4 separate regions of the Mus musculus genome follow, and all the other regions are linked to region 4. The links are chromatin loops, found by intact Hi-C in ENCODE. Cell type or tissue: left cerebral cortex. All regions are shown on one strand. Links, peaks and the distances in the headings refer to the core of each region. The heading gives the core; the rest is flanking DNA. Region 1 overlaps Gm40159 (a long non-coding RNA gene). Region 2 has its middle 26 kb from the start of Gm33289. Region 3 holds the start of A830019L24Rik (RIKEN cDNA A830019L24 gene). Region 4 holds the start of Gm40159 (a long non-coding RNA gene).

Region 1 (5,799 bases), core at 251-5,250, 64 kb before region 4:
TTCTCTCCATCTCACATCATTAGCGTGTGAAAGTCTCTGTTCAACCCTCAGCCATTCAGCTTTTTGCTCTGGAAATAGCGGTCATCCACCAGGGAACGGTTGCATAGACCTGTGGGTCTATGGTTCCTCTGTGGTTCCTCCCGTTAATCACCCTCGAAGGTGTGATTTCACTACTCTGTACTTTCTAGTAGTTTCAATGAATTTGCATATATTGTTCAAAATATATTACCACAATTATAAGTTATTTTAAGGGTTGGCCTATTATTAGTAATTAAACCAGAAATTTTGAAATTTAATGTGGTATTGTTTTGAAACATTGGATGTATGGATGTTCAATATTTGACTGGCTTTACTTGCCAGTCCATTGCTTTTTGATCATATAGCATACCTATTCTCTTTTCCTTATTTCATATTCTATAATATTTTTAGAAGACCAAGGCTTGGGAGGAGGGCTAATCCTGTGATTTGATTTGCTCATGTTTTCATTCATACATACATAACAAAATATTTCTTCACATCCACACTAACTTATGTGTGACCTTTTTTTTTGTTATGAATGCATATAATGTTGAACTTTGGCAGATATCTTGGGTGCTTAACTGGTATTGTATTACAGAGAGAATTAGATAGACACTCTTTAATCCAAGTGGGAATAATCCTAATGGTGTGTATGTCTCCAGGTGCAAACTGCATGTTTGAAACTGAATTGAAAATTGAATGATAGCAGGTCTGTGAAATAATTCTCATGAAAGAACAATGTGTGTGTGTGTGTGTGAAAGAGAGAGAGGGAGAGGGAGAGGGAGAGGGAGAGGGAGAGGGAGAGGGAGAGGGAGAGGGAGAGGGAGAGGGAGAGGGAGAGGGAGAGGGAGAGGGGGAATATTTTCCTATCTAGAATCACAATGATAACTGATAATTTCTGATGGACATCCTTTCTAGTATACAGATGTTTTCAATACCTTCTATTCTTGTTTTTAACTAATAAAATAACCCATTGGTCTCAAATTAATGATTCTGTATCTCATGGACTCAGGATTGGGCTATAGATATGAACGCATATGCTAGATGTAGCAAGTGAAGAAAAATACATTGAACATATTCAAGAACAAATAAATTATATTGAACATATTCAAAAACAAGTAATATATGATTAGATATATGAAATAATTTTGAAAGTTTGGGTTGATAGAGGAGTCAATCAAGTAATATGAAGATATAGAATCACTACAAGTAAGACTGGAAGAACTGAGGACCACACTGTCTAACATACTCAAATTCATATTTTTAAAGATAGTTAAAATAAACATCATCTGAAAAGTTTTGTTGCAAAGACCAGCAGTTTTGACCTTTGCCCCAATCCAACAAATACCTTGGGAGTGTACATTGAATTGAAATGAATAAGTGCTAATATACCCTGATATAATTTGATAATAACCAATTTTGTATTCAAGTGTGATCTGCAATAATTTGGCTCACTTAAGCTTACATATTTTTCAGGTGAATATTTGGTTCTGTCATTGTTCTTTCCATTTTTTTTTCAAAGATGCAAAAGCGTCCTTGGCATGCATTAACAATAATGGTCATGGAGCAAAGGTTCCCTAATCATGGTAAATTGAAGGAGGTTGCATAAAGAGCCGGTTTCTTTAAATTAGAGAATCCAGAGGCTAAAATTAGCAATCTGCACCATTTAGAGGGGAAAAAAGTTACCATTCAAACACTGTGTATAAAATGTTTCCTCTGCTAATCCATATTATAGAATGATGAGAGAAATTAGGTGAAATAGAAGATTAATGAAAAAAATCAATGACAATTTCTGTCTTCATAATAAATAAGAGTGTCCTTGAATCATCACCATTAGCATGCAATATAAATGGGAATAAGATCAGGTCTAATGGGAAAAGTGTGGAATGGTACCGCTCAGTGCAGGCAAAGCCCAGTGCTTAATTCTACAGCTATCCAATTATTGTGTGATCATATGCCAGCTTTTCCATATCTAGACTAGACATCAGCAAACAATTTCTGTATATTTGGGGGGGGGGTAGGAAGAGCCACAGAAATATATTTCTTCTTTAATTTCTACTATTCTTTTAAATGGCAGTTTGCAGAATGCATTTGGGTATATGGCTAACGACCCACGGGCAATCAGCAACTGTTTAAGTAAAATGCACTATGAAAAAGCTTTTACCAAACAGCATTTTAATATTTTAAATAGATTTTCCATTGCAGGCTCTTTGTAACTGGATTAGTTCTCTGATGTGTTCTGACAGAGCTGTGGTTAGGGATAGTCCATTAACTTTGTCTGTCATCTTATTTTCCCCAGTACCCAGCAGAACACCCTTATATTTCATAATTTGTATTGCTATCAGTGCTGATTTGTAAATGTGCAAATTATAATTAACAACGGCCACTACTTCTATTAACTATTAAATCATTCTTGCAGCTTATATTTTCCACAGCAGATGGAGCCCTGCTGTATGCAAATTGACTCTCCTTACATTGTCAGCGATTTTTTAACTTATATTTTAGCTTAAAGAACATATTTCCCCCTTCCCCCCAGTTTGCTTTATGTTTTCCATAGCATGTAGGTTAATATTTATTTACTGCAGATTCCCTTTCTACCAATAAGGATTTCATGGACTATTACATTCCAGCACACTGGTTTTGTTTCCTTTCATTAATAGCTCCTTAATCATCTTCCTTGCTCCCAAGTACAAAAGCTTGTTGTTTGTACCGATGCCACAGTATTGCATAAGAAAGCCTTCCCTCGTATTTCAATATGCACAGCAGAAGCAAAAAGTGTCCAGCATACCACCCTAGTAGGTTTTAATTTGAAATCCAATCTATGTGCATTCCCCCTCACTGAAATAAGCCGAAGCATTTAAGGTTTTATATTGTGCTTTAAATATTCTATTAAATGTCATCAGCTGATTCAGGAAAATGTATTGCAAAAATATTAGAGATGTATAAACGTGTAAATGTAATAAATGCTTGGGACATGGAAAGGAATGTAAAAGTCCAACATCTATCAGGTAACCGTAAACCACTAAGAACCACGGATAGAGAGTAATATTTGTGTGATATATAGTATCTTAAGCACAGACTCTTATTTCTGGTATTTATTGCAGAGCAGTTACATTAAAAAACCCACTAATATAGAATTATTGCTATCTTTCCTAACTGTGAATTCCTGAAGTATGAATATTTTGCTTGAGGAGTGAGCTCTAACTTTCTTAACAATGAAAGGATGTATGCCGTCTTTAAACCCGGCTGGAATCGGAAGGTTGTGTTTCCTTGACAGGTTTTTAATGGCAAGTTAAGACTGCTGGGGAAACTGCGGAACTCAAAGGCATTAACTGACAAATTAAGCAAAGAGTAATGAAAACTTGGATGTGTTAGAATCATCATTCATTGAACTGTAATTGCCTGAGCAGCACAAAATTAAATTGTAACAAGTAAGGGTCTTGACATTTCCCGCAATTTCTTAAAAAAAAAAAAAAGTTTGTACATGCCATGGGAGATAAACAGTAGTCACATGAAATACTGGATGTGGGTCTTTTAAACTAATTAATTGTGTTCATTCAGTGGGAATCAGCCCCTTTAGAAGACACAGAAGGTTACTGTAATGGTGTGCTTTTTTGAGTCTTTAGCATTGAAAGATTTTGATTCTTTGGTAGATGATACAATTCTAGGTAGGGTCATGGACCAGGTATAAGGCCTTTTAGGTTATGGAAAAGACTAGAAGTGACTTGTTCTTTGTGTCTCTTTCTCCCACTACACACTTCGTGTAAAAGAAGACACATCAAGAATATACAGATTGTTATGAATATCATTCTAGGATCTTAGTAGGTTTCATTTCTCTCCAGGCAGAAGAGTGTCCCCTTCCCACCTACATGAGAGGATGCTCACAGAGAAAGGGATATCTGGGTTCTAGCAAACGATTTGGATGTCCATACCAAATCTGAGAGGGTGGAGCAAAAGCCTCAGAAGTACAAGCGAAATGTAGTTACTGTGAGCTATAGTTATGGAACCCACCAGAAGAGCCCTAGCAACTTTGGTTTTTAGGTTAGAGATTGTGAATTTCCCAGCAGAGCCTGCCTCGGCTTCGGGTGGGAAGCTGTGATGAATGTTTGAGTGAGAAAATATGCGTGTGAGCTAGAGCATCTGCTTCTATTACTTAGTTTTCAAGAGGACACTGCAAGTCACGGAAATGAGTGGGCTCAATGCTGGAGAGGATCCAGAGGAAGCCAGATCGTAAGAAGACAAAGGAATAACAGCTTGGAGAGAGCTGTGGGTGAGTCTGAGGGGGCGGTGAGGACTCACCCCAGGGGCTCATCGTCTTCTCTGTTCATCTGGAGACAGCCAGTCCTTTTTAAGCAGCTTGAAGATTCATTCAAGATTGAACTAAAGTTTCCCCATTAAAATATTTCGAAAATGAGATGCCCTGGGGCAACAGTTTCGCCTCTGATAACACTGTGTGGAGGGGTGTCCTGTAACCACCAGGAATCAATAGAACAGAACAGAAATAGAACCAGAATCTAGCATGTGACTCCAGATATAAAGTTGAGTGAAGTGTTACTTTAAGGAGACTAAATTTCAGAGTCAATGCATTCCCTTAAAGATTTATGAACTATCTGCAGCTAGAAGGCGAGGGAGGAGTTTGGGTATTAGGCAAATGTCTAGATAATTTTGTAGCTTGAAAAAATAGAATTTACATTCTGGAGCAATAGCGATGACTAAGCTTTGTGTGAATGCACATAGGAGCATGTATCAGAATCACAGAGACAATCAGGCTTAATTGCTATTCCTTCTTCACCGGAGCTAAGTTAAAGATGGTGATATGGGGTGGAGTGGAGAAGAGGCTAGGGTAAATCAGGAGAAGGGCCCGGCATGTTGTGCTGTGATTGCACTTTTGCTTGCTATAAAGGACATTATATTTGTGACTTCTCATCTCCTATTTGCTAAAACCCGTGTCCAATTCACAAGTTCTTTCTTCCCTTGTTATCTTTGTGTATTTACTCAGCACATCTGTTTGTTATGGAAACTCTAATACTTAGAATTGGCCACCATGAAGCTAAGTCATTAGGTAGACAGAGTGGAATTCAGTTCTTTCATCTCCATTTAACTGGATCATTTCATGTCCCGAGAACCCAGTTGCAACTTCCCTACTCTAGCCATCCTCTCCTTATCTGCCTCTCTCTTTGTTGTCTTATCAAAGCATGTGAGTTCTATGGCCTATGTCCTCAGTACTTTCTTAGATTTATTTAACCTTACATGGCAAATGAAATTAAATAATAGATATTGGCTCTTAAGGGACTCTAGGTCATCCCCTTCTGATAGTAAATTTCCATCTGTGTAAGAAAAGAGGGATGCGGTGAAACCTATGCTGAGACAAGGGAGGTAAGGGCATCCCTTGCTTGATTTCCTGACATCCACTTAATGACTCTGTCTACAAAGAGCTTTGGATGATCGGTTAGAATATCAAGATTATACAAGGCTCTAGATCAATAAAACAAGCAAGCAAACAAACAAACAAGCACACACACACATGAATTTTAGCCTTGTCTGCACAGTGACCAAATAATTCTCAATAATTCTTGACATGACTTGATTGATGTGTATCCCCAGGCAAATCAGCACTGGGTGGAGAAGGATGTCTAGGTGAATCCTGTCACATTAGACAGACAGACACCTGTACTTTCCAGACTTCTGTTCCCATACTCATTTATTTTATTTTTTTTTAACAGATTCTGCTCCAAATGTTTGTTTATTTATTTTTAACATGTGCGTGTGCACGCGTGCATG
Region 2 (5,799 bases), core at 359-5,358, 380 kb before region 4:
GGCCCATGGTGATGATGATTTTTAGATATAACACCAAAGGCTTGGGCTACAAAAGCAAAATAAAGAAATGGGACCACACCATGTCGAAATCTCATGTTCAGCCAAGGAAACAACGTACTATAGCACCCTGGGACACACATTCATTAGCTGGATAGTTGATCAGGAATCAACACCCCAACTTTAAAGAATCAAGTCAATCACAAATAAACAAAAGACCTGACTAGAAATGGTCAAGAGATCTGGAGAGACATTTCTTTAGAAATTTACGAATGGACAAAACACACAATGATGCTCATCATCATTAGTTACCGGAGAAGTAGAAACAAGACCACTGCAAAAGAACACACTGCACCAGCTAAATGGCTCACTGTGCAAGCGCACTTGATGGCAAGCCTGACAAACCATGTTTGCTCCCTGGGGTCTAATGTGGAAGGAAAGAACCAACTCCAATGAGTTGTCCTATGATCTCCACACTGTGCTTGGCACAGACTTCTGTCCTCACATAAATAAACAAATAAATAAAATCAAGTTAACAACATGTACTTATTAGTATGTTTATTATAAAAATGAAAGATAGCAAATGTTGACGAGAATATGTAGAAAAGATTAAAGCAGTATTGAGTGTTCAGAGGAAATTGGAATTAGAATTCCCAAGGTGACCCAGAAATCTTCTTCTGTACAAATACCAAAATGATATGAAAGACCATTTCAGAAAGATAGCTGCCCTCTACATTCATTGGAACATTACACAAAATAGGCAAAATATGTAATAGCCAACCAATATTGTCAATAGATAAGAAACCAAGGCATATATGGACAGTGGCATATTATGCACTTAAAAAATATCTTGCCATTTGCTAAAATCTTGAAGAATCTTGATATTATGCCAAGTGATAGAAAACAAATACAGAAAGGAATCCATTCCCTGAACTCATATGTGGAAGCTATTCTTTTTCCAGTACTGGGTACTGAACTCAGCCTTGTACATGCTAGGTGAGTCCTATACTACATAGCAGCACCTGCAATATATGTGTGTATATATGTATATGTATATGTGTATATATATATATGTATATGTGTGTATATATGTATGTGTGTGTGTGTGTGTGTGCATGTGTGTGTGTACGAATATAGTTGTAGAGATTTGTAGATTTGTAGAGATTTGTAGAGAACAGAGTGGTGGTAATCAGTGAGCAGGAATCAAAGACGGTAGGTGAATTATCTAAGCTTCTTTGTTTCTGAAGTAAAATATTCTGACCAAAAGCAACTTAGGGGGGGAAATGGATTCTTTTGGGCTTACAGCTTACAGTCCATCATCAGAGAAGCTATGACAGGAATCTAGAGGCAGGAAGTGAAGCTGAGACAAGTAGCATAAAGACATCTAGAGATTGAATGCACACACCAAGAGTGCAGGTTAGAAAATTATGCTGTTTTGGGAACTCATGCTAAATGACTAGATGTGAGCTGTTCTTCCTAAAGAAAGTAAAGCTGGTAATAATTTTGATGACAGATATTAATTTGCTTTATTATTATAATCTAGGTGGCTTACAACACACACACACACACACACACACACACACACACACATGCGCCGCTGTATGTCTTAAATAAACACAATTAAATTTATTGTGGCAAACAATGAAAAGTCTTGGCCTTGGGGTGCACCTCGTGGTTGAATACTTTCCTAGTACCTGCAAAGCCTTTGTCCACAATGGGAGTAATCCCATTGAACTTTTAGGAACAATTCTACATAAAGGGAAATTATAACCTATCCCAACTCTAGTATGAGCTGCATACGGTTTGTATCCAGTCACTACTATTTAATCTATTGTTTCTAGAGCAGAATATCCTTTTGATCCATCTCATAGGTAGGGTATAGTTTCATGGCGGCAGGGACTGGTGTGTTTTGCCCATGGTTGTGTACCCAAAGCTTTCCTTACTTCAGATGAGAGTGGATTCTCAGTGTACTAAACACTAAGTTACACACTGATAACTTGGACACACACACACACACACAGAGGACATCTGCTGAAGGGCTCCCAGTCTTAGCTGGAGGGTCTGACACACAAACAAGCCAGCTGTCAGGTGATAACTGAACATGTTTCCATTGTTTCAGGATCACTGAAGGGGAGAGCCCTGGGTGGCCTTGGCAAATAGTGTGGGTGGATGGAGGGAGGTGGGCCTTCTAGAATCTTCCTCCTCTGAAATTGCTTATTTAGAAATGTAAGTTGGGTGAGTTGGGGAGCACCCTCATAGAAGCAGGGGGGAGGGGAGATGTGATAGAGGGTTTGCGGAAGGGAAATTGGGAAGGGGTATAACATTTAAAATGCAAATAAATAAAATAACCAATAATTATAGTAATAATAATAATAATAAATGCGTTTTCAAAAAGATTCTAAAGTATAGTTCTTGACAACAGCCATCTGCCAGCTGAGTGTTTCTTGAAAACACAAAGCCTTCCGACTTCTCTAGAGTCATGTTTCCCACCTTTTAGCCTTTTATTTTATTCAGAAGAAAATGTGAAAGAAGTAGAGATTGTTTTTGAATATGGATTTTCTGAGTATTGGCCACATTTAAATTATAATAAAATCCGCTGAAAAGATGACACAAATTTGGTTATTCAAAAATAGTCTTTTGAGGCCATCAGGAAAATTAGCTGAAATTAGCTGACTGCAGGAAAAAGAAGAGAAAACAAAGGAAGAGGGGGAAAGAGAAACAGAGAAAAAGAAAGAAAAAGAAAATGGAAAACTTGTTACATTCCCCACCAGAGGGAGACAATTTTTTCCATTTGCCTTTCAAAACCCTAAATTCCATTTGAGGCAGATTTGAAGAGGCCAACCCACGGTTTACAGGGGTTGATTAATACCCAGAGGGAGAAAACAAACTTACAAATCTAATTTGTTTACTTTTGCCTTTTAATATCACATTATTTTTTGAGAACTGAGTTCTGCTCTGCCAGCAGGGCTGATGCTGTTTGGCATGGAACCTGAAGGGTTACTTGTTTTTTGCTGTCGACTTTATCTCTAATTATGTTAGTATGGATTCAGATAGGACACTGATAATATAACAACATGGAATAACTTAGCATTAATTATTTCCTGTAGTAAGACATTTGCAAATCAGCCCTAAACTAACAGAGACAAGGGGCATGATGCTGGTAGAGAAAGGGGAAGCGGTAGCAATGTGTTTCCTTGATGTTGGAATAAATGACAGTTCTTTAAAAAAATTAAAATTGGTTTACAGTAGTTATTAATTTAGGAAAATTGACACATAGACCAAGGTTCTTTCCTATGGTGTGTCTGTGCTCAGGATAAGTAAACATTTTATCAAAACTACAGAAAGTTATATAATAAGGTAAGACCTATTGTAGTTTTAAGGCATCCAATATCATGTCCAATTTAATAATGAGTGTTAGGTCCACATGTCCGGCGTAATTACCTGTACATTTCCTTCTCCCCAGTGGCTCCTTATGGAAACCAGTTCAAATCTGACCTTGTGGAAATGACTAAAAATTACTCCAAATAATTGTACAAATTTAATTAGTACGTGGCCAAATCTCAGCTCAGACCAGGTGACTGGAAGTGCTGCTTAAACAGCCATAAGGCTCACTACAATTTCTGTTTCCTTATGTTCCTCATGTCCAGAGTATGTCCAACTGAATGACATATGCAGTAACGCCCAGATGGTAGGTTTGAATGTGGGCTAATGTGGCAGAGCCAGGTAGAGCATTTGTCAAGTTAGGAGCAGAGCATCCTGACCCTGGGAGGGTAGATGGATGCTGTGAGAAACCATGGATGATACTTAACTTTCACTCGCCCGAGGTGTCGTTTAATCAGCAAGCACTCTTCATAATTTCGCTTTCCTATTTGTCAAGATCTCAATATTTTTTCAATATGAGGCCTGCTCCAGTGTACTTTACATGACACTTTATAATTAGTGGTACTTGAGAATTTGTCAGTTTTAAAAATTCATACAACATTCTTAGTTACAATTTATAAATGATTTTAAAGTATAATTAACATTCATCTTTACAAGTTATATGCAAACAAATATGCAAATTTCAAAATAAATATGCAAACATATAAAATGTTTTTGAATTAAGTAGTCCTTAACATTTTTAATGAAATCAATATTTTATTCATATTTTGCACACAATTTTGAGCACTTGCTGATTTGGGGGGGTTCCTCCGCATATAGGCGTTTGCATATTACATCCTGTAACTACCAGCAACAGGAGGCAAATGAGAATGAGGTCCCTGTCTTGAGGAAAGCTAAGGGGTGATTCCACAGAGAAACATGATAGGTGCCGTCAGGTGGATTGGGGATTCAATTAAAATGGCTTTTGTGCTTCTTTAACTCTTAAACTTACTTCTTCAAGACCAGACACCAGGGAGGTAGGTAAAGCTAAAACGGCAAGGAAACAACCCTTAACCTCTGTGCTGATAACAAATAGAGTCCAAGAAGTGCAATTCATGGTTATGAATTTTTAAATTGTGTTTTTTATTATTAAAAATATTTTTACAATTTAAATATTTTTATTATGACCTTCTCCTCCTCCAGGTCTTTCCAGATCCTCCACTCTCCTACTCACCCAACTTTAAGTTCTCTCTCACAAAACCAGAAACTCAAACGCAACAACAAAACCAAGGAAACAAAATAAACCAAACCAAAAAGAAAAAAACAAACAAACAAACCACACAAGTTATAGACTCAATGTCTAGTTATTATTTTTAATTTAAATTCTTTCAATAAGTAATTTACTCTAGGTCCATTGGTCACTCGTTCAACTGTAAACATCCTTCATTCTTGGCTTTTTGTCACCCCTATATCTTCCTACCAAGGCTCTTCTTTTCCGAATGCATATTGTGTTGTAAGTTAATCAAAGATTTGTATGGGTATTCCTCTTGTTGATTATTCTCAATGGTCACACTACTCTGGGTGGTATGTTTATATAGGGCCTGATCTGAGGTCAGTAGCTCGTGTTTTATTACTTTTGAATATTTAAATTTGGGTTTGAGACATAGTCTCACTGTATCATCCTAGTTTGTCTGGAACTTGCTATGTAGACTAGGCTGGTCTTGAACTCACAGAGAAGAACCTACCTTTGTCTCCTTAGTGTCACAACTAAGGTTGTTGAACACCATGTTTAGCTTCTATCTAGGATACAAAGAACATCAAGCAAGACTTAATCACTAGTGCTTGGTTTAAGCCTAAAATGTTTTATAATTTTATAAATGTCCATCATTAGTCTTTTTACATAGCAAAATCATATTTTTGTATTTTTAATTTCTTTGTTTAGCAAGCAGAGATTTTAGTACACAAGTATTATATTTATGTAATTCAACCATTTTCTCTCACCTTCTGTGTCCCCTTTCCACTCTGTGTCAAAATTCTTGAGCTCATCTTCTTAATTATTATTGTTATGTTTACATTTATATATAAATTAAACATGTCAAGTTTATTTCGTGTTGCTCACGTGTATATGGGTTTAGGGAAGATTGTTCCAGATTAGATGATCTGTAGGGGCTTGTCCCTAGAGAAGACAATCTTCTTCTCTCAGTAGCCATTAATTTCTTGTCACTCTTGATCTATGGGTGAGGTCTTACGAGATTTCCTCAAGCCACACTGATATGTCAACTGATGTTATCACTGTGCTGGTCTTGTTAAAGAAGCCATATTGTTGAGGTTTCATGGGTGCAGCTTTCTTGTTATGTATAGATGACACTCTCTTGCAGCAATCATCTTGGATGTGTTTCTCTCTCTCTCTCTCTCTCTCTCTCTCTCTCTCTCTCTCTCTCT
Region 3 (5,799 bases), core at 485-5,484, 140 kb before region 4:
GATACTGTATGTGTAAAACTTCTTGATTCCTATCAGCAGAAGTAGGCCCTGGGCATTATCTAGCATGATTTTATATGCAGGTAATAGAAAATCCAAATCAAAGTGGCTTCAACAGCATGAGAAATCTCCCACTTCATACGACTAAAATTTTTGTTCTGTAGACCTCTTAAAACATCTCCAAAAATGGGTTGCCTTTCTTCTCATTGTGCTTTCCCAGCATTGGCCTCGCCCTAAGGCTATCTGCTCTCGAGACAGATGGGCACATGCTGATCCAACAAAGGCTGCGTGCTTCATGTTCAAGAAAGGGAACTTATTTTAAAATGACTCCCACAGCAGCTAGAAATATCCTCTTTCCTACAATTCCTGGCAAACATGCCTTATATATGAATGGCCACATTCAGTCATATGCCGGCTTCTGAGCCACTACTGTGGAAAAGAGGAAGAGGCACGATAATTAACTTGAGTTAATCAAGAGCCACTCCTAAAGAAAGACATGGAGAAAAGTTCATAGAAAAATTAAATATATGGCTGATTGTCCAGAGCTCTGTAAGGAAGGAGATGGGCTACTGGAGAGGGATGGTTTTTACGTGGAAAGGCAGCCAGATAATGTTCAGCCATTGACTTCAATACAAAATGAATGCTTAAAATAGCCCAGAAGGCAGATAGGCAGATCTTCATGAATTCCCCCTTCTTTCCTTCCTTCCTTCCTTCCTTCCTTCCTTCCTTCCTTCCTTCCTTCCTTCCTTCCTTCCTTCCTTCCTTCCTTTCTTCTCTACTTCCTTCCTTTCTTCTCTACTTCTTTCCTTTTTTTTCTTCCTTTCTTTCTCTTATTTTGTTTGTATTTTACATGAATGAGTGTTCACCTACATGCATGCTTATGCACCACATTAGTACAGTGCCACTGGGGGCCAGAAGCAGGCATCTGGTTACATGTAAATGGATTTGCAGTTGGTTGTGTGCCACCGTGTCGGTGCTAGAAATCAACATGGGTTTTCTGCAGAGCACCAAGTATTCCAAACCTCTAATCCCACTGCTCTAGCTCAGGTTTCTGTTTCTCGATAGAAAGACTAGGGAATCGTCATAGAAATGGGACTGGAAGTAGTTAACCCACCAAAGCCTAAACTTTAAAGCCAAAGGAGCCAGTGATAGCCATTTAACTCCATAGTACCACAACAAACCAACACTCCTTCCTCTTTTCTCTTTTCTACACAGTGACCAATGTTACAGGGGAGGCAGCTGTCAAAGCTTGATGTGAACACTCACATCTATTCTAGGAGTGATCAGAGAATCTTGACCAAGTACCCATCAGCTTGTTTGTCATGGAGGAAGACCACTATCCCTAAGGTATCTGGAGAAGTTGTCTAAATAAAGCTGTAAAACACTGCTTCTCAACCTGTGGGTGGCAACCTCTTTGGGAGTCACGTATTACAGATATTCTGCACACAAGATATTTATATTATGATCCATAACAGTAGCAAAATTACAGTTATGAAGTAGCAACAAAATAAGTTTATAGTTGGGGGTCACCACAGCAGGAGGAACTGTGTTAAAGGTCACAACCGTAGGAAGGTTGAGAACCACTGATGTAATGGGTTTAGCTTGCCAGTGTCTATCATAAACTTCATGAAATTTCAAATAGGTATAAGAGAGATATATTTCTCCACAACTTAGAGTGGAGAAATTAAATGAAGAAATTAACTGTAGGAGAGACACTTCCTTTGTCTGAAGATGTGCTGATTTAATTAGTTTTTATCAAATACTTAGGATATGCAATGTACTGTGTTCCTAACACAAAACTTCTAAAGATTCTCTCTCTGCCCTTCAGGGTGATATAGTCAATGCTATGCCCAGAAACAAAGGAGCTTAAATAAAGGACCATGCACTCTGGGTTTTTAGTTAGAAGGTAAGCAGAACTCCATGTAAAAAGGTCAAAGAGTGGGTAGTTGGTACGTCTGTGACCAGAGCCTGAAACTTCATTAGGCAAAGCCAGCCTGGGTATTTCTCAGATGCTTTGCAGTGTGTTCAGTCTCTAAAATGATCAACAAAAGGAGACCCAGAGAATGCATTCCAGCCCATGTGCTGGGGCTGTCCCTGGTTGAGAAGTCCCTGGATAGCTTTTATCATCATGAAAATCACGACTAACATAGCCCTTCAGTCAGTTCCAGTCATCACTGGGAGGAACAGGGGTGATTTCTCCAGCCACGTGTTCTGGTAGGGAGGTGGTAGACAGTGAAGGCAGCCTTGAGGGTGGCCCAAGAAGGCAGTGCATGATGCCTCTGTACTGCAGACTCAAATAAAGTGAGATGAATCCTAACTGCATAGAATGTTCCACATTTATGACTCCAGACAAGGGAGGGTAAGGAGTACCAAGTCACAGTGGTTCCCTGACTCCTTCAGGGCCTATAGAGTTTCAGATCCTTTATTAGACATTAGTTAGAGTTAGCTGGATGCTACCCTTCCTCATGAGCTGTTTTTAATCTGTTTGCTACTGTAGTTCATTTAAGCATCAGCAGATGGGGCCCTTGGTTCCTTTGAAGAATAGCAGGGATTGAATTTTGTTAATGTCTGGTGGGCTGCAGGAATTTTTCTTGTTGCATTTACAGCATCTAACATTTGCACTCTTTATAGCATACACACCTTTGCTTAATTGAGAAAAGAAATAGCTCATTAGTGACACAAAGGCCCTTGTCCCCATTCCCGTTCCACCCTTCTGTAGGGAAAACTTGGGTCTGCTTAGGGAGGGATGAGTACAGCACAGTACCCAGACAACAGCAAGCATCTCCGAAACAGCCAGGCAAGGCAAGGTCAAGGTTAATATTTCGAAGTCATGAACTTGCTGGGGAAGGATTTTGCTATATGGGACCACAGGTGACAATTCAATTGCACAGAGGTTATCCAGGTTTTGCGTGGTTTTCTTCCTCCTCACTCGAATTTCATGTTATGAAGAAGACACTGTGTGAATTGGCTGCTTCTTTAGCCCTTACCTGTGCTGATGATTTTCCTGAGTGATGTTTGTCGATAGTTCATAAAGAGAAAAACTGGTCCTCTAGCTCTTCACCCGTTCAAGTGGGTGAGTTTCAGCTTCTCCCAAGTGAGAGCCTTTCGCACCTGAAATGGAACAGCCCTCGGAGGGAAGAATATTCTCTCGTGGGCAGAAGAGGTGACAATACTGGGTCCTCCTGGCGTCTTCCCTTGATTTCCTTGCTCTTCAGAGTTAATCACTGTTTCACTCAGCCTCTCCTCTCCTCAGAAAGGGGTTGATCCAGAATTTTAGTTTTCATCAAGTATCATAGATAACCCCAGGGAAAAAGTATTTCTTATTTGTGAAACTTTGGTATGTTTACACATAATTCAATATACTAACCACATCTTCGATTAGTATGATTTAATTTATAGATCGAAAACATCTTCCTTAGCATCATTAATATTTGTGTTGTAAATAAGCCCCATGCTTAGGCAGATCTGAACAGCAAACTTAACAAACAATACTCCAGATATATCACTATAGGAGAGAAAAATGGGTGGGTTTTTTTGGTTTGTTTGTTTGTTTTCTTTGTTTTTGTTTTTACATGCTATGTTCACAGGACTAGGACTGTGGTCCAGTATTAGCCACTTCTCATGGACTTGTATTTTAGACTGAAAGACCATCTATATATTTTAAAGAATATTACAATGCACACATTCCTAAGTTCAAGTCTTAAATAGCTTGTAAATCAGGAGGAATGAAGTGTCTTTGTCTATGGTGTTCTCTGTCTTTTTATAAATTTGCAGCCTAATGTGGTAAACGAGGATACAGTTTGCAGATTTTGGACTTAGAGTTTACACTGATGAAACTAGTGTGTTACTTCTGGGCAGAGAGGATGTTTGCCTGTGGTTAGCCCGAAGCCAGTTTTAGGGAGGAATTGTTCAATTCTTCCCTCCTTTTGTGCTGACATGCTAAGTGATATATACGGAAATTGTGTGTGTGTGAGACTTGTGCCTTCATCTAAAGGACTGCTTGTGGGCAAATTTCATTAGTACTTGATTAGTACTTGCGCTAATTAAGCCAGGCACAATTTTGCCTCCGGTCTTCCTATGATGAGTTAAAGCTGGACTGAAAATGTGGCCCTAAATGCATGCATTGGAAGCCCATAAGCCCATATAATCCCACAGAGAATTCTCACTTGACTCCTCCATTAAGGCTCTGAAAAAGTAGAACAGAGAATACTCCCTTTCCAGTGCAATCCGAGTTCACTCGGATCCGCGATATGCTAATGTTTAGATTAAGCAGATGGTGAGGAAGGCGGTCGTTAGTTGAGGATTGTTTTTCTCTTTCTGCATATTATTTCCAAACAAACACTTTAAGAGGTAAGTGTGCTGCCTCCTCCCTTTGCTTCTTCCTGAGTGAAAAATGAAAGAAAGAAGAGCAGAGCTGCTTGGCTGTGACTGCCATTCTGTGTGTGCCCACACGTGCCCAGTTAATTGGGCTGTGGTAAAAAGTGGTTCCATCGCTTTGGTGAGAAAGCTTTGCTGTTTTTGCTATTTCAGAGGGAAAAAAAATGAGTTGTGTCCAGGATGAGGCAAGGAAGGAAAGGAGGTGGATTTGAAAGCAAAAGCTTCTTGGAGAAGAGAGCAGACACTGAGCCTCTTTCTGTATCTCTGAGATCTTTCAGGGCTTGTCAGCACTGACCCTGATCCCCACTTTTCTCTGACACCCTCCTCTGCCTCTTCCTCTTCCTTGTTTGGTTCTTCCTCTTCTCCTCCGCCTCATCACCCTCCTCTCTGTCCTTCCCTACTTCTCTTTCTCATCTTCCTCCTCTTCCTTGTCCTCTTCTTCCTCTCCTTCCACATCCTTCCTTATCCTTACTCTTTCTCTACTACCTTTTGAGTTTGCCAAAGTTATTTTTTACATAATATGATGTGTTTTAGTAACTTTATTAAAAAAAAAAACAAACAACAATCTTGGTAACCTTCAGAATTCCTCTAAGCTTGTTCACATTCTCGCAAATCAGAAGGTGCAGTCTAAATATCAGGGTCTATCATTTAGAGAATCACACCTCTTTAGGGCCAGCACTAGATATCTCTTTATCTCAATCCATTTTTCTTTAAACAGAGATTTTCTTTAGGATTTCGGAGTGCTGGCAAAACAAAAGAAAGAAGGAAAAAGAAGAGCTCGACGTGGAGTCGAGAGGAAAATGGGGAGAGAAAAAGAATTGGGTAAGTGTTGTTTGCTTTGTTTCAAAGGCAGTTTCCTTTCAGGATTTCTCTGGAGTTTACAAAAATGTTTAGCTGCCTTTAATTGTGTTTAGATACTAGACTGACATTTCTTTGCCCCAACAGTTAAGGAACATAGGCTCCAGGGCAACTTGGCTCACCTGAATAAAGCAACCAATTCTACAATTCCACCTTTAGCTAGGCTGCCCTTCATTGTTCATCTAGGACAAGGACCACTCTCCACGAAGTCCAGCTCTTAGTGGTCCAGGGATTTCACTCCCATCCCGAGTGTTCAGGAGAATCACTTACCAACTGCCTAATGTTTGATACTTTGTCAACACTTCCTTCCTCAGTAACTTATTCCCCTTGACTTCCAAAGACCAGATGTCTAGATTGCTCATATACTGGTTGGTATAGGTTTCATTTCTTCCCTTTTTAACAATGATTCTCAGAAGTGAGGCTTTCAAAGGTGATCTTCACTTTCTTGCTTCTCCTTTACGTGGCATGTCTCTCTCTCTCTCTCTCTCTCTCTCTCTCTCTCTCTCTCTCTCTCTCTCTCTCTGTGTGTGTGTGTGTGTGTGTGTGTGTGTGTGTGTGTGCATGTGA
Region 4 (5,799 bases), core at 516-5,515:
TGAATTGTATGCTTGTTCCACTCTTCCCCTCCCTGTAATAAGGTCCCTTCAAAAGCGCAAGGCATCAGAGGAGGGAGGGAACTTTGAGAATTGAGGCTGAAATGAGTCTGATCATTTCGATGTAATGAGGCAAAGAAACAATTTTCAGTTCTAGAGACTTTTGTTGTTGTTGTTGTTGTTAGTGGGGGTAGAGGTGGGAACCGAGAAAAATTGGTCTTTGCTATCCAGTTGCAAAGTAAGCCCTATACCATGTGAGCCAGCAGGACTAATCTAACCATGTGAAGTATGTTGTGGCCACAGGCATGGCGGGCCATCCTCTGGCGGGAGGGAGGGGGCAGGGGGAGGGGGTGTGGGGGGAACTCAACTACCTTTGGAATCACACGAAGTAGTAATGATTCTACTATTTTGTTCTTAAGTCAAAAGTGTGTCTCCCCCGCCCCCCCCCCCGTGTGTTTGTACATGTCTCCCTCATTATAGAGGATGAACACGGCATCCCCTAATTTAAACATGAGCAATAACTCTTAAAACCACAGAATGAAATCTCTATGTCTTTCGGGGTAGTCGCACCCTCGAGTTGACTTCTCTTTAGGAGCTTCGATCAAGCCAGGCATTCAGAGATACTGATTTAAATCACACACTGGCCACTGTCAAGTCAGCATGCCCAGCACATAGCCCAGAGTACTTGTGTTGCTCTCAGCCTGGTACCATGAGGAACACAGGAAAAACCGTTGGCATCCAGATGAAGCGAGTGGTCTGCGTGCTCCCAGTCAGGTCACTCCTTCTAGCTTAGTGTGTGTGTGAGTGGGCTTTGTCTTCTTTATGACCTGAATCATTTGTGAACTGGCGCCTGTGTGAGGTGGAGAGTTAGCCTGTGCTTAAACGGATGGAGCCTTGAAGACTATAGGAAAGAGATACTGCAGTGGGGCCCTAGTCAGCACAAGCAGGTTAGGATGTGGATCGCTAATGCAGCCAAGTCAGGCCAACACCTTCCCATTTGTACAAAATTAAACAAGCAGACAATGCAAACGGGGACAGACTGGCCTTCTATGCCGTCACATCTTATAGGAAGTGGTGAGAGGGCAGCAGTGACTCAGAGCTTGGCACTTGGAACTGCAGATGCAGAGATGAAGTTCTAGTTTCTGCCATAGCACTGACCTCTCCATACAAGGCTCATTCTATCCCAAGGGACAGGGGCCAACAGGAATGCACACCATCTATCTGTGAAACGGGGTGGCGCCATACATGTGCCTCACTGGACTTCCTCGGCAGTAAGATGCCTTGGAATTCAAGGTTTAACATACTGTGTTACCACAACTCTCAAGAGATTTCTCACACATTCAGATGGAGCCTCCTTTAGCCTTCCAGAGCACTCAGCACCATTGTGGAGACTGGCTTTAAGTATCAACACCTAGATGTAAGACCCACTTAAGTGCAAAGTGAAAAACAGCCCCTCTGCCACACATCCTAAGTCCTTCGTTCGTTCAAATGAAAATAAGGGGATTTATGAAACGGCAGTGCAAATCTTCATGCTAATCAACAGAGCTTAGAAAAAAAAATCTAGCCAGAAGCCCTGAACACGCCAGCGGTGAGTGTACTGCTTCAGCCTGTTAGAGATAAAGCATGCTGGCGCATATCGGTCGGTCTAATTCATTCAGTTATTGCCACATCGCAACCTTGTGTTTGATTTTCTTATAAACTAATAATTTCTTGAATGAACTAATACTGCCCTAGCCACTCGTACCTCTACCTTGTAGAAGTTTTTTATTGTTGTGTATGCAACTAAATTGAAATATCTTTCACTTGAAATATTGACTTTAATATCTCATTTGAAAAATTCATGAAGCCTTTGATGTTAAATCCATACTCAATTTAGCCAAATGCCATTAGAATATGCAATACGCCTGAATACAGAAAGCATTATTGTCTGTGTTTCTGCAGAAGAATTACGCGTTATGACTGTAACGTCAGGATCTTTTTTGGATTTGTGCAGGAGGAAAAGAAAGGGAAAGAGAGCACATTAGATGCGAAATGAAAAGTGGTATTGATTAGGCTCTCATTTACCCGGTCTCTCCCTCATTCCCTAAATGCATAGAAATAAGGGTTGCGCCACAACAGCTAACAATGTTCTATAATGAATGCAACAATCTTTAGAAAATTAGTGTGAGCACGGATGATAGTGCACAGATGTTGCTCCGAGTGACTGTCATACATTTCTTTTACATCTCCATTTACATAAGTCTCCTTATTTCCTAATAGTATCATAATAGAAACACGACAATAGTTAATGATTTCATAAAACACGTAATGTAAAGGCTGTCAGAAAGAGGAGAACGTTAATTGAAACCTATGCTATAGCACATTAGAATTACATTTCCTGAATGAGTCGCGTTAAAAATATCCCGGTTGAAATGAGACAAAGACAGGTACTTTTGTCGAGAGAGAGAGAGAATCTTATGCTTTCCACAAATTAAAAATGTAAAATACAGATTATCAAATACTTCAAAACCCACCATGTGCTAATTAGAATGGGTTTTGCCTTTAGTAATTTATAGGTAGGCACCCCACGTCTATCGATCACATTTTAAAAAGTAAACTACGTTAACATTTTAGAGTATAATGGCTCCTGAAAATGTTTGATTTTTTATCACTACTAATTGAGTAACCAGAGCTGTGCCTTTTGCAACTCGTAGAGAAACAGGATGCTTCTATTTACCTGCACAGGGTCTATGTTTACATCTGTATTGCATGATACCCTACCTGAAGAAGCTGGCTGGACCACGGTGCTGTGTTATTTTGAAAAATACGAGATTTGCGTTTATGGAACCTAGAAGAGAGGAACCGGGTCTGACAAGTCACTGAGATAACCGACTCACCGGAAGACTTGATGCAGGCCTTTCCAGCTCCAGGCAGAAACCCCACATTGCTGCCTGCTCTGGAGCACCATCTGCTGGTCAAGACACACCCTCTGTCATCCTGGCCGGGAAGTGAAGGGCTTTGCTAGACAAAGGTCACCTCGGACTTATTTTAACAGAGTCGCAGAGCAAACTGGGGAGAGGCAGGCCTGGCAGTCGCGTTAGAGAAGACTAATTGGAAGCGGGCCAGCTCTGGAGAATCGATCAAAGTGGTAATTCACAATATATTTTTTAAAGATGAAAAGAATGCAAAGCCCTTTTATTTTTCAATTTTTCCCCCTCATGAAATGGGAAGTAAGAATCACGCAGGTTTTAGAATAAGACGAAACCATCTGTGCCAGACAATTTATTCTCACCTTGATCCTTCAACATCCTGTGCATCCTCTATTCTATTAAATTAAGGCATTACTGAAATATGTTTAAAATTGAGCACCATCCATCACAGAGATGGAGTTAGAATATCTACATAATATTTACACATCTCAACAGGAAAAGTAATTTTTCTTTTCGGTAGTTATCATTTTTGAAAACCCAGGTTGACTTGTAAGCTGCCGTCTGTCTCGTCCCTTCCTGAGCATTTCCTTGGCTGATGCATTTCACTGATTTGATCTCACTGATACGGTAATAAAATCATTGGTCACTCAGACACATGGAGCTGATCGCCATGTGTTAAATCACCTGCTGTGAATTCAGATAGAGGTATACAGATGGGACTCAGGGACCCAAATGTGTTAATCTGAAAAATCCCTGGACAATATCCCATGGATTACAATACTGCTGAAATATCCAGTATATTACTGCTAGCTAAATACTTCTAGAATTAATTATTAAAAGTGTATTTACCAAGGTTTAGCAACTATTTAATATGTGTTGCTTCCCATTGGGAGATTGGCCTGTCTAAGGGCTGTGGAATCCTGGGGCCTTTGGAATTTATTTAACAAATGATAAGCACCTGATTAAAAATAAATTAAATGCTAGTTAAAAGTATTTAAGAAGCTCATTTAGATTGTTTCATTAGGCAAGAGTTGCTCCAGCCCATCTTTATTGTTCTAGAATTACTAACTTTGCATACTGGGGCAAAAAAAAAAAAACAAGATGGCCGCCAGAGACGAGTTGTGTGAAATACAGTATTTCTTAATTAGCTTTTTTTTTCTCTTTTTCTCTTGTGAGAGTTTCATTTTTAAGGCAGTTTTTATTCTTTTTCAAACTCCATGAAAAGCAAGATCTGTACAATGCCAGTTAGAGTCAGAGCTGAGAGCAATGCTGTCCTTCTCTCTCATAGAAAACATGATTCCTTAATTTTTCTCTCTGTGGTTGTTTGGGTGAGTGTGCAGGCAGGCATGTGCCACGCATGAGCGTGGAAGTCAGAGCACAACTTTGATGTGAAACCTTGTCTTTCACCTTGTTTGAGAAAGACGAGGTCTCTTTGCTGCTTTGTGGTTTTGTATGCCAGGCTAGTTGGCCCATACACCCCTGTCTCCTTCCTTGTTTTTCCGCAAGGGCACTTGAATTACAGACCAGTGTGAGGTGCAGCATCTGGGTTTTACACTGTAGTTTCTGGGATCCAAACTCAGGTCACTGGACTTGTGCAGTAAACATTTACCCACTGAGCCATGTCCCTAGACTGCAAACAGGATTCTTCTGAGGCAAAAGACTAAAAGCATGTTGAAAGCTGGAATGCATGCCTTGCTTCTATTATTTCCCACGTGTCTGAAACGAATATCATTGCATCTGAGCTGCTTCTGTCTCTGTTTTGTATTTTATTTTTGTCATTTTTAAAAATGTGTAAATTTCTTCAGATTAGGGAAAATCTGCATTCTTCCCTCCTTAGAAGGCTTCCTAATTGTTTGTTCCTTAGCTAACACACTGTCAGTGTCTGAGAGTAAAGGTGGTGTATGTGTGTTGCAGATTTGGGGAGCAGATCTGTTAAGATGGTCTGGAGCAGAAGTGAGTTAGGGCAGAGTACATAGGTCAGGCTCTGGGGAAGTGATGTACTGGCTTTCTCCAGTAGTGCTGGCTCCTTCTTGTTATTCACAGCCACCGCTGTAGCAGAGAGGATCTCTGGGGTGAACATTTGAGGAGCCCTTACATAACAATCTAGACAGATTAATAAAAAGTAAGGCAGATAGATGAGATTTATTCAGACAAGACATTCCTGTTAGTGGTCAAATATCTAAAGAGGAAGTAACAATCTGAAATCACAACCTACACTTCCATCACAGGAAAGGCACAGTAGAACCCCATCCTAGATTGATAAAGTGCCAGTAAATAAGAGACCCTGATCACGGTCCAGAGTCTGAGATTGACTTGTGTGGTTGTGGCTAAAAGCTGAAAGTCAATGATAATAATTGAGTCAGTTTATCTTAAAGATTGGGGATAATCAACCTAAAAGACAAATGGAGTTGTGGTGTTCGTTGATGAAGCAGATCTTGGAATGTAATGACAGAGCTCTGGATAGTTCCTGCATGAGTCATCTCCAGGAGAAAATCCCATCTGGACATACAGACATCCAGCGGGTAAGGGCATGGAAAAGGGAACTTCCAGTTAATAAGGGTAGATTTAGCACTCCATGAGGAGTGAATATGTGATAGATGAATTAGGAAAACAGAATGAGCCTTGGCAGTAGTTGGTCATGGTCACTGTTCAGGAAGCAGCTGGTGTCTTTATGTCACCAGCACAGGCTCTGAAACCTCACCTAGATCATCAGCTCCATCCTCATGGCTTCATGAGCAATGCTGATAACACTATCCAAGGGAATTATGGTACCACTGGAATGACCTCTTTGGTCTTACACAGAGCCATCTATCCTTGGAGCACAGCCAGAGTGTGAGCAGAAGTGGCAAGGTGTTGTTCCTGAGTACATCTCATTGTACCCAAAGTTGTATCA

Evidence for each region. Peaks named below come from ENCODE experiments on the same cell type or tissue, not always from the same donor. Only the 100,000 strongest peaks of a DNase experiment are listed, where the experiment ranks them.
Region 1: a loop joins it to region 4, with 2.3 times the contacts of the local background. A loop is called at or near these places in 4 of 42 quality-filtered maps.
Region 2: a loop joins it to region 4, with 2.1 times the contacts of the local background. A loop is called at or near these places in 3 of 42 quality-filtered maps.
Region 3: a loop joins it to region 4, with 5 times the contacts of the local background. A loop is called at or near these places in 6 of 42 quality-filtered maps.

The regions. Positions count from the first base shown.
Region 1 is chr3:143,312,466-143,318,264 of GRCm38, forward strand. All of the region lies in intron 1 of Gm40159 (a long non-coding RNA gene), which reads right to left. Among named protein-coding and RNA genes, the nearest start is that of Gm33514, 8.0 kb to the right of the region's middle. In left cerebral cortex, for the core only: a CTCF peak has its summit at 2,438 (motif pointing right); DNase peaks (open chromatin) are centred at 4,204 and 5,093; H3K27ac peaks cover 2,538 bases.
Region 2 is chr3:142,993,389-142,999,187 of GRCm38, forward strand. No RefSeq gene overlaps it. Among named protein-coding and RNA genes, the nearest start is that of Gm33289, 26 kb to the left of the region's middle. In left cerebral cortex, for the core only: a CTCF peak has its summit at 2,779 (motif pointing right); a DNase peak (open chromatin) is centred at 2,845.
Region 3 is chr3:143,238,446-143,244,244 of GRCm38, forward strand. A830019L24Rik (RIKEN cDNA A830019L24 gene) reads left to right here and starts at 4,610. Exons shown (of 4, transcript NR_040551.1): 1 at 4,610-4,994; 2 at 5,093-5,196. In left cerebral cortex, for the core only: a CTCF peak has its summit at 2,504; DNase peaks (open chromatin) are centred at 1,018, 2,272, 2,514, 3,081 and 1 more place; H3K4me3 peaks cover 362 bases; H3K27ac peaks cover 3,152 bases.
Region 4 is chr3:143,376,449-143,382,247 of GRCm38, forward strand. Gm40159 (a long non-coding RNA gene) reads right to left here and starts at 2,991. Exons shown (of 3, transcript XR_867681.1): 1 at 2,874-2,991. In left cerebral cortex, for the core only: a CTCF peak has its summit at 2,948 (motif pointing left); DNase peaks (open chromatin) are centred at 1,105 and 2,936; H3K27ac peaks cover 1,522 bases.